Regions from separate parts of the Mus musculus genome. Here region 2 is linked to region 1. Evidence: chromatin loops called from intact Hi-C (ENCODE). Cell type or tissue: left cerebral cortex. All regions are shown on one strand. Links, peaks and the distances in the headings refer to the core of each region. The heading gives the core; the rest is flanking DNA.

Region 1 (5,392 bases), core at 295-5,294:
CTTGGCCTCTTTAGATTGGACTAAATATTTCTATGTGGTTCTATAATTACCTCTTAAGTGGTGCCTCTTTTTATAAAGTCTTTGCTATGGAGCTGTTTCATTTTTGTGTATTTGACCTCAAATCCTTGGTAAATTCTGATCATATAGGGAGTATCCATTGCTCAGTTGCATTTTATTAGATGTTGGTATGGTACAATTGTGTATACTTATAGGATAGAAAATGATGATATGATACATATGTCTAAAATGAATTAAATGAGCTCATTGAAATTTCTACCCTCTCAAATATTTTCAACGGTTTCTTCTTTCTAACTGAAGTATTACTCTTTTCTGACCAACATTTTACCATGGCTCCATTACCTGGCCTCTGATAACCACTGCTCTGCTCTCTGTTTTTATTCTTTTTTTGTTTCTATTCTATTCTACATGTAAATGAAAACATACAGTACCTGTATTTGTGTTGATCAAGTTCCTTAGATGCTGGCTATAGAGCCATGGGATGTAGTATTTCCTCTACTTATTTATTTAAATAATACAAAATGCTGCTAGTCTTATAGAGGACTCAAGTTCATATCCCAGCAGACATCAGAAAGTGTAAAATTGCCTGTAACTACTTTTCTAGGGGACAGGATGCCCTCTGATGTCTGTGTGTACTTGAACACATGTAGTACACATAAAATCATGAGGGTACACATAAAATACTAAATATATAAATAAATGTCTTTGTAAGAGAATGTTGAATGTGGTGGTAAAGTAAATGTATTTGGGAAGAGTTAGGTGGAGGTGAATATGCTCAAAATACCTTGTATGAAATTCTCAAAAGGATAAATATTGTATTAAAAAGAAAAGTATGTATACTAAGTATATTTAAGAAAGGTTAGAAAATAATAGGTTTCCTATGGCCTTTCAAACTTTCATAGTGCTATTTAGTCCTCATCTCCTCTTTCTCCATTTTACCCTCCCACCCTTCTCCCCAGGCAAATCTCCTACCCATTTCCCTTTACCCCATTTATAACACCTGGGTTCTACTATCCATATCTCTAGAATCCTTTCATTCCTAACTCCAGCCTGTCTATATACTAATATCAAACACAATAAGAAAGAAATCATGGAAACAATCCCATTCCCTTATGACTTAAAAATTAAACTAGATAAAACATTTAAAAATACATATAACCAAGTAGATAAAAGACCTGTACAGAGAAAGCTTTAAATCTCCAATGAAAGAAGTCAAGGAAGATGATACAATATGGAAAAACCCCCAATGTTCAAGCAGTGGTAAACTTAATATTGTGAAAATGACCATTCTATCAAAAGTAATTTATAGATTCAGTGAGATCCCATGAAATTCTTCAGAGAAATAGAAAAGACAAAGACCTTACAATTTACATGGAAGCATAAAATACCCAGACCACTAAATTCTCCTGAACAGAACCCTACAGGAGAGGAGGTGGAAAGAGTGTTAGAGCCAGGGGAAATGGAGGAAACCAAGGAAAGAAAGCCCTCTAAATCAGCATATGCAAATTTCATATGAACTCAGAGACTAGAGCAGTATTCACAGAGATTGGGGCGGCATTCACCAGGCTGCACAAGTCTGCATCAGGTCCTCTGTGTATATATTATAGTTTCCAGGTTACTGGTTTTAGGATAGGTAGTAGAGGTGGAAAACTGAATGCTTATTGGTCTCATTGAATAGGCTGTATGTGACTAGAAAAAGCAGCAGTTAGCATGAATCATGAAATAGACTAACAACCCACATAGAAATGCAAAAAGAGAAAAAAAAAACCAAAAGCAAAAAGAGAAAGAAAGAAAGATGAGCATTTGAGAACTGTGGGCCAATTTCAAAAGGTGTAACATATGTATAATTGGAAGACCAGAAGGAGAAGAAAAATCAAAATGGAAATTTGAAGAAATAAAATGGAATTTCCCAAGGTTCATTGCAAACTACATAATTCATTAACCTCAGAGAACACCAAGCACGGCAACTTCCAAAGCGTTTAGGCAAGAATGTAATTCAACCTGAAAGACCTCAAAGACAAGGAGAAATCTTGAGTGAAAGCAAGGGAAAACACCTTGCCCATATAGGAAGATGATATTAAAACAGACCTTATCAGGAACCATATAAGGAAGAGAGTCAGACAAAAATACTTAAGTTCTGAAAGAAGAAAGTTACCTACATATAGCAAAACAAAAACAACAACAATTCCCCCCAAACAACAACAACAACAACAACACCCTAACACTTTAAAGATGAGAGGTAAACATTTCTTAAAACAAATGTGCACAGGGCTGCGAGATGGCTCAGTAAGAGTGCTTGCTCTGCAAGCAGGACAAGCATGAGGACCTGGGGTTGGTTCTAACACCCAGGTAAAAGCTGGGCAGGTTAGCATCATGCCTGTGACCACAGAGACAGGGAGATCTGAGCTGTCAGCCCAGCCTGTATGTGAAAACCCCTTTCAGCTCCAGGTTCAGTGAGAGTCTTTGTCACAAGGAGATAAGGTGGAGAAAGAGAATAAGACAAAAGATATCCTGCTCCAACCTCTGTGCAGACTCAGAAGTACAGAAGGGCTTATAACTTGCATGTATGTGCATAAATGATACATATCACACACACACACACACACACACACACTGAACAACAGATTGTCCTTGAAAGTAATTTTAAAAACATTTCTTCAGGTATAATGGAAATTATGAGTTATCAGTTGAGATTCAAATAAAGTATTTTCCTTATTTTTGAACGATCTAAAAGGTAAACTTAACATAATAGTAGTACACATATTATGTGACTTTAGTACTCTACTGCAAAAGTGACAGCAATATCTGGAGATGGAAAAGAGAAATTATCAATATTTAAGTTGTCAGTCACAACACTGGCTGTGAAATGGGATAGTGTCATTTGAAGGTGGACTTAGGCTAGTAACATGCCCGTTACAAATTCTATTGGCATCCATTAAAACATTTATAACAGAAATGTTGTTTGTAGGGTATCAGAGAAGGCAAAACACAATCATATAACTGTTCAATTAAAAGTCAAATGAGGCAGAAAAGAATGAGATTACTTTATGATGTGGCTATCCCTAGGGACTTTCTGGTGATCACTAGGATTCAAGGCTTGACATTTTTGTTTGCTATTCAGATCAGGAGGAATCTAGCCAGCTGAATTTGGAGAAGTGTTGAAACACAGAAGCATACACTGGGCCAGATTCGCTAGGAAAAATTAACTTGTTCAAAAAACATATAGATAGTAACTTGTGGCCCTGACTTTCTCAGAAGTCTGTGCACAGAACATTTTACATGGTCTGATGTCTTGTACTTGTTCTGAAAATAGTATGGAAAGCTTGGGGACACAATTAGATTGTCTCATCTAAACTTGTCATATATGCCTTGTAAACCAAGGAGAAACTCCCAAAGAGCCAGTATGTCTGGACCCACCCCTAGCTAGCCCCAAATCATCAATGAAGTTCTCGACCCTTTAGTCAGTTTTACTTGATTCCTTCAAGTATAAAATTATTGCTAGAGTATTCTATAAAGAAAATTGACTCATTTTCTAAATTGATCATAACAAGTTACCACAGTTTGATGGCTTGAAATGTTTTCTCTCATGGCTCCATGGGTGAGAAGCTGAAATCTGTATGCATGGATGGTCCTACTTCCACGGAAAGTCCTGGATGGCACATGCCGTCTATATGGAGAATACATTGAGCTCTATCCTTAGCTTCACACACTTTTCTTTCTGAGTGTATTTACTCTTTTCTGTCTTGTAAGAAGTCCTACATTGTGAGGTAAGGTTTAGTCCCCACCTAAATGTAGTATAAATCTCCTTGTTAGATCTTTCTCTAAATTATATCTGTAGATTCCAAGTCTAAAGGATACATTTTGAGGTTCTGGATATCGGACACAAACTTTGAGCAAAGCACCATTCAGGCTTCTAAAGTAATTATTCGAAGTAACTGCCCAGGGGTTTTGCCTGGTGAAGACACCTAAATTTTCCTTATACTCCAATGCTCTAAGATATGATATTTTCAAAGATCAACTGAATAGATGCCAATTTTCATTGCTTTTGCTTAGGACAACTCCAATTAAGTTTGGTAACATTTGTTTAGAAATTTTTTCTTAGATCAGGAGTTGTATGAGAAACACAATTCATACCTTTAATCACAGCACTCAGGAGGCAAAGCACTCAGGAGTCACAGGTAGATAGATCTCTGAGTTCAAGACCATCCTGGATGTATAGAGTGAATTCCAGGACAGCCAGGGATACACAGAGCAACCCTATCTTGAAAAAGCAAGAGAGGAGGGGTGGACCAGAGGAGAGGGGAGAAAGTGAGAGGATGGGAGAGGGGAGTGAGAGGGGGAGGGGGAGGGGGAGAGGGAGGGGAGGGGGAGAGAGAAGTTCTGTTTTGGAAAAAAAAAAACTTGCCGGGTGGTGGTGGCACACGCCTTTAATCCCAGCACTTGGGAGGCAGAAACAGGCAGATTTATGAGTTCGAGGCCAACCTGGTCTACAAAGTGAGTTCCAGGACAACCAGGAGAAACCCTGTCTCGAAAAACCAACCAACCAAACAAACAAACAAACAAAAAAACAAGAACAAAAACAAAATATTAAAAACGTGCAATATTAGAAGAATTTAATAAAAAAGCTCTTTTCTAATGCTATCAAAGTTAAGATCCCCATTTGCAAAGCTTGTAATCTTTTACTACCAGTATGTAACACTGCCTCTTCTTATCAATATAAACAAACAAAAGAAAATTCCCAATAATATGAAACCAGCTCTCTCAAACAATGGGAGCCACTTTATCTTAACTATGAAGCTGAATGGGACATGGTTGTTTAATCAGCAATTCCTGTAAGTTTGCTCTTACAGTGGGGGAAAATACCAGCATTGTGCCTTCTGGCTTTTATCAACTTCATTTTGGGTATTCTCCAATGCTTACTCACATTGTCATCCCCACCCCCACTTCTGCTGGCGAGAAGGAAACAGAGAATTGGGTAGGTTATAGGAGAGAAATGGTCCTCAAAGTGTAGTGCATTGATAGAGAGATTGGTGGAAACAGGTATTTCTACTTAAGCTTAATTAGGATAAAAACCTGGGAATGAAAAAGGAGAGGACAAACATCATACCAAGAGTAATAAGGCCACTTTTTAGGGATAAGAAAGGAGACTTTATGAACAGTGATGGAAATGGGGGCATTAAATGCAAGTAGTAAGGCATAAGTCCTGTTAAAAGGACCCACTAATGACTGAGAGCTAACAGTCCACCTACAGAAAGCAAAATGAAACCAAGCAAAAATGGTGTCCTGTAGAAAAAAGAAAATGAAGGGCCCATTCCTAAGAGGCTGGTCAACATCGAGAGGCAGTGTTCTGAATGTTTGTGGGTTGAGAATTTAA
Region 2 (5,392 bases), core at 317-5,316, 990 kb before region 1:
CCACAGGTTCTTACAGGTAGTGGTCTAAAAACTCCGGTAGGCAGAGTTTGGACTCCCACTTCTGGGGTTAATGTTGCATGGACAGTGGAACAGAGGTCCAGTCTTGTATTTCCTGGGTTTGACCTGACAAGCTCAAGAACTGATCTTGTTGGCTGGGCAGCAGATTTATAGCCCCATAAGCTGTCTTCTTTGAGTAACTCGGGGCCTGGGGCTGACCCCTTTCTTCGTTTCCCGGCACTGGGCGGCTCAAAACCCTCGTTTTATGCTTACAATCTTTTGTCCAGTGGCGGCCCTTTTCACACCGGGGACATATTCCTGGGCCACGGCCTGTTTGTCTAACCTCGGCACCCTTGTTCTGAGGACAATCAATTCTAAAATGGTCTAAACTTTCACACTTAAAGCATACATTTTTCTCTCGTTTCCTTGAGAACATTGCCTGCGCGTGGGTTTCCTGCAAGGTCTCGCAGGAAGGCCCGATGTCTGCGCAAAGGCGGACATATCCCGCCAAATCTGTCGTTCCCTTATGTGGTTGAATCGCAGCTCGGCAAATTGTATTAGCATTCTCATAAGCCAATTGCATAACGAAAGGACTTCCCGTGTCCGGATTTCCAAGGATTCTACTAGTTGAAATCAATAGCCTGTCCACAAAATCCTGATATGGTTCATCAGAACTCTGCCGAATGCTAGCTAAACTTCCACCAATCTCTCCTTTGACTGGCAACCTTCCCCAAGCACGGCATGCGGCCGTCGCAATTTGCGCGTACACTGTAACGGGAAAATCAACCTGATTTGTCTGTCCCTCATAAGGGCCCTCTCCTAAAAGCATGTTGCTATCCCAGTCTGAATTACCAGCCTGAGCGTTAGAAGCAGCAGTTTTCTTACTGGCGTCTCGCCATTTAGAATCCCAAAGCAAAAAATCTCCTCCTGACAGGGTAGCCTTAGAAAGAGTCTTCCAATCTAAAGGGGTTAAGTGTGACTCCACAACTGTGTCCAGTAATGCTTGAGTGAATGGGGCTGAAGGGCCATATTGCACAACAGCCGCCTTTAACTCTTTTATCAACTTGAAATCTAAGGTCTGGTAATGTCTGCCCCTAGTATCTTGCTGATCAACTACCTCGACCACCGGAAAGGCTAGCGTATTAGACATATTCTGTCCTTTCCCACGAGCCTGACTCACAACCTTTTCTAGCGGCACCTGGTGAACTACAGAAGAGTTACTCTTCTCCGCTTTTGACATCTTTTTTAGTTTCCGAAGCTCATTAGTCAGCCTCTGAAGCTTAATCTCAAACTCTAACTCGCTTAGTCGTGTGTCCCTATGAGTGGCACCTCCCGAAGTGGGGACTACAGGTGGAGCGGGAGATTTACAAGAGGACCAATTCTCATTAAGGTACAATTTCTTTTATTAATGTTATACCACTTATGGCAAGCTTCACATACAATTTCTTTTTATTTAAGAGGAACATTATTTTTTTCTAAAACATTAAACATTTTTTTTTATCCTGTTAAAGAACATTGATGTAAGCTTGTAGCATTTCTAAACTTTGGCTAACATGAGTGACAGTAAGCACCATTTCTTATTAGATGATGGAGACAGCATAGATGATACATTAATCTATAAATGATTCATCAGTCTATTATTTAACCATCATGGCTCACCACTTATTTAATGAGCTAACTTCTCTTTTTTTTAGGCTGAATTTAATTAAGATATAATTATTTTTATTTTTATTACTACCATTGTTAGTGTTGTTTTTGCACATGACAGTAGCTATCTGTTTTGTTGTTAGGAGTAAGATGTGCTTAGCATTTCCATCATGAGTCTGGTGGAGGTTTTATGGCTGAATTTGATATGCCTTTCATCAAATTATTCTGTCTATGGTAGGCCTCAAAAATGTACATAACTTTGAATTGCTCCATAGGCTGTCATAGGCACTAGTACAATCGGAGATATAAATTCCACTGACAACTTCATTTATATTGTGGATCTGCTGAATTTGGGACTAAAAGTCCTACACTGGTACATTGTTTGAAGTGAAATCCCATTTTGCTAAAAATAATTGTATAATGTCAGAAAAGATATGATAGCTATGTTTAATGTATTCATTCAACAACACTTGAGAGATTTAGTTTTCCTTAGTCAGAAAACTTTCTGACTCTGCTAACGTGACTTTTTGAAACATAAAAAAATGAATATGGTATTTTCACATTGAAAATTTGAGTTAAATAATTCCCTATTACATTCTCACTGTTTTGATTAGCAACTAAATTCTTATTTTAGCAAAGCATAGGAAGTTACAGAGATGTACTTGAATCTGATTAAGGTATAGTTTTAGTAAGAATATTTTTCTTGTTTCTATGTATTATTTTTACAAAAAAAACTGAGCCTTTAAAATTAAATGTACATAATTCCTCTATCACAATTTTTCACAGGTCTTGTGGGTTCGAAGCATGCGTATTTGTATTGTTTATAGTTTTAAATAAAATGTATACTCTCTTTTTGTTGTTTTTTAAAGGTGAACTCAAATTTCTCTTTAAATTTTTTTTAAATTTTATTTTTATTATTTTATTTTATTTTACATTTTATTGTACGTATATCTGTACACCACATGAAGTAGTGGCAATAGAGGCCACAAGAGGGCAACAAAAGCTCTGGAACTGGAGTTACAGACGGCTGTGAGCTGCCATATTGGTGCTCAGAATTGAACTCAGGACCACTGAAAGAACAGAAAACACTCTCAGGACTGAGTTACCTCTCCAGTTTTTTATTTCTCAAATTTCTTATCTTTACTAATGACAATTATGAATTCATCTTCATTACTTATGTAGTTTTTAGAAACATTTTCTTTCAATGTATTAAAATATGAAAGCAGCGTATTAAAATACAAATTAAAATAAATATAAAATATTTGGTCAGCAGATTTTCTTTTGTATGCTTAAAATGGCTATTTTTACTCCAAAATACTTAACTATTTATATTTCAATTACAGAACAAACAAAGGCCACCTTTAATAAATGTCACAGTTAAGTCAAAATTATGTTAAGCTAAAATTTTATTTTTACTATTTTAAAGCGTTACTAATATCACTTCAATTATTTTTAAAGTTCAATTACTTGGACAAATGAGTCGGCTCTATAGGTTAAGGCACCTACCACCACGCCTGAGAACCTGAGTATTTAATATTCAGAACCTACAAGGAAGGACAGAACTCACTACTGAGAGCTGTCCTCAGACCTCTCTCAAATTTCTGTGTTATAATCATGTCTACACACATACAAAGTCAAAAACATTGTATTGGGAGACTGGAGCACTGGTTCGACATCAAGAGCACTGTTGCTCTTCTGAAGCTCCCAGATTCAACCCGGGGCACTTCGGTGTAGGTTCACGACTGTCTGTAATTCCAGTTCCAGAGGATCTGATGTCCTCTTCTGGCCTTGAGGACCAGGCACTAATGTAATACACAGATGTGCATGCATGTGGTTCATAGAAGTATGTGCAGATAAAACATACATACATATATAATGATAAGTAAATTTTAAAATAAAAAATAGTATTAAATTACTCATAACTAGAATATTCAATGTGTATGTGTTTGTAAAGAAATAATGTTGCCACTTAAAATGATATGCATTTTATATTGGCTACAAATAATTTTACTTAACATTAATATGAGTTGATTATGATTGCAAAGCATTCTCATCTGCCAAGTGCAACCTGTGTGAGTCAGTGAGTCTCTGTGGAATCTCTAATTGGAATGCTAGGGGAGGCAAGGAAATGGGCAGTTGACAATACTAAGAAATGATAATCTTCTATAAAGGAATTGAGTGTAGTCACATTATCTGTGAAGACAAATTTGACAAGTTAATTAATTAGTTTTTTGCTCTTCAGAGCTTCTGCTATTCAAAATTCTCTTCATGCTGGGGAATATCCATCTCACAGAACCATAACCCACCAATTCGATTATATTTGTATACAATCACCCTTTATTTTGTGAACAGAGCAGGACATATAAAGAAGCCTGTCTCTGGAGGAGTGAAAGGTGTTATTAGAACACATGTTAGGGTTTTGCCTCCTTAGGCCAGCAGTACTAGATGCTGGATCCCAATGGCAAAGGCATATTTTATGTCCTTTACACATTCAGTTTTAACTGTTTGTGTTGTGCAGATCCTTCTAAAGAGTGGACTTATGGGAAGGTTACTTTGCACAATTTAAAGCATGTCCCTAACTCTAGCAGTTATTTTCTATGTTTGGGCGATAATGATACAAGAAGTTAAGCTTATTATAACAGATGCATCTGTGTTGTTTAGGTATATTCCTTCTTTTCTGGTCACTGTGAACAAAGATCTAACAAAAATATAGCTTAAATTAAGGAAAGATTTGTTTGTTCTTGGTCTTTGAAGGTTGAGTCCATCATAGTAAGGAGAGTGTGGTGGACCTGAGGAGTTCAAACTATAGAAGACAGGAAGGCATATGCTAAGGTGCTGAGTTAATGCATAGACCTCAGCTACTACATCCACTCTGGTAGTGACCCGCCTGACAGGCCTGGGCTTGGTCCCGAGGCAAAAAGTTCACGGAAACTTAGTCTCCTGGAACGGTGGCATCCTGTATAACAAATGTTCCAATGTCCTTGCTTTAGTTGGTAAACAGATCTGTGTGCTTTCCCTTAATATTGCTTTATTATAGGTGCTCCTAAGGATTGATTTTTTTTTTGACATATAGCTAAATTAGATTCTAGGCAGTCCTTGATCCAACCCTGGGCATGGATAGCTAAGTCACTGCCCTACGCAGGAATTTACCATCATCTAGGAAGAAGGAAATTTGTGACCTAAGAAGGAACCAGAGTAGATACTTAGAACTATAGATGGCTGAGTTACACCCATACACAATTATTTACAATGGCCTAGGGGGAAGGTGGACTATACAATAGACTAGAATAGGAACTATGGCAAGGGCAGGAAGCCCTTGCCCCTGGCTTCTAAGATTAAGTTGACCTTAGGTGGAGCTGTTTTTTATCCCAATTGTTAACAATGAATTTTTATCCCAGTTGGTTCTTGCAAGTCCTTCCATGTTTGCATTCCTCTGTTTTGTGTAAGAATCCAGTAACCTCTTTGTACCTTGCTGGTGTGTCACTCAACTTCCCTATTTTCTTCTGTATAAAAAGTCTGATGCTCTATTTGACAAATTGCATTCAGATTCTACACAATCTCGTGTGTCACTTCTGTTTGTCATTCTCAGACTTCTTGTCCACCTGCAACAAGAGACCCGTTCCACACAGATAGGAGACCCAAAAAGGGGATAGTCTGCGTCACTCAGCGACACATGCCCAGTGACCTACTTCCTTTACAGGCTCCACTTCTTACTTTATTTTTATTAACTCCTATGAATACCATCATA

Evidence for each region. A loop is a pair of places that touch in the nucleus more often than their neighbours do. Peaks named below come from ENCODE experiments on the same cell type or tissue, not always from the same donor. Only the 100,000 strongest peaks of a DNase experiment are listed, where the experiment ranks them.
Region 2: a loop joins it to region 1, with 8 times the contacts of the local background. A loop is called at or near these places in 5 of 42 quality-filtered maps.

Annotation. Positions count from the first base shown.
Region 1 is chr1:173,297,347-173,302,738 of GRCm38, reverse strand. No RefSeq gene overlaps it. Among named protein-coding and RNA genes, the nearest start is that of Mptx2, 22 kb to the right of the region's middle. In left cerebral cortex, for the core only: no CTCF peak of the experiment used is centred there; a DNase peak (open chromatin) is centred at 3,229.
Region 2 is chr1:174,284,299-174,289,690 of GRCm38, reverse strand. No RefSeq gene overlaps it. Among named protein-coding and RNA genes, the nearest start is that of Olfr419, 36 kb to the right of the region's middle. In left cerebral cortex, for the core only: a CTCF peak has its summit at 2,616 (motif pointing right); no DNase peak of the experiment used is centred there.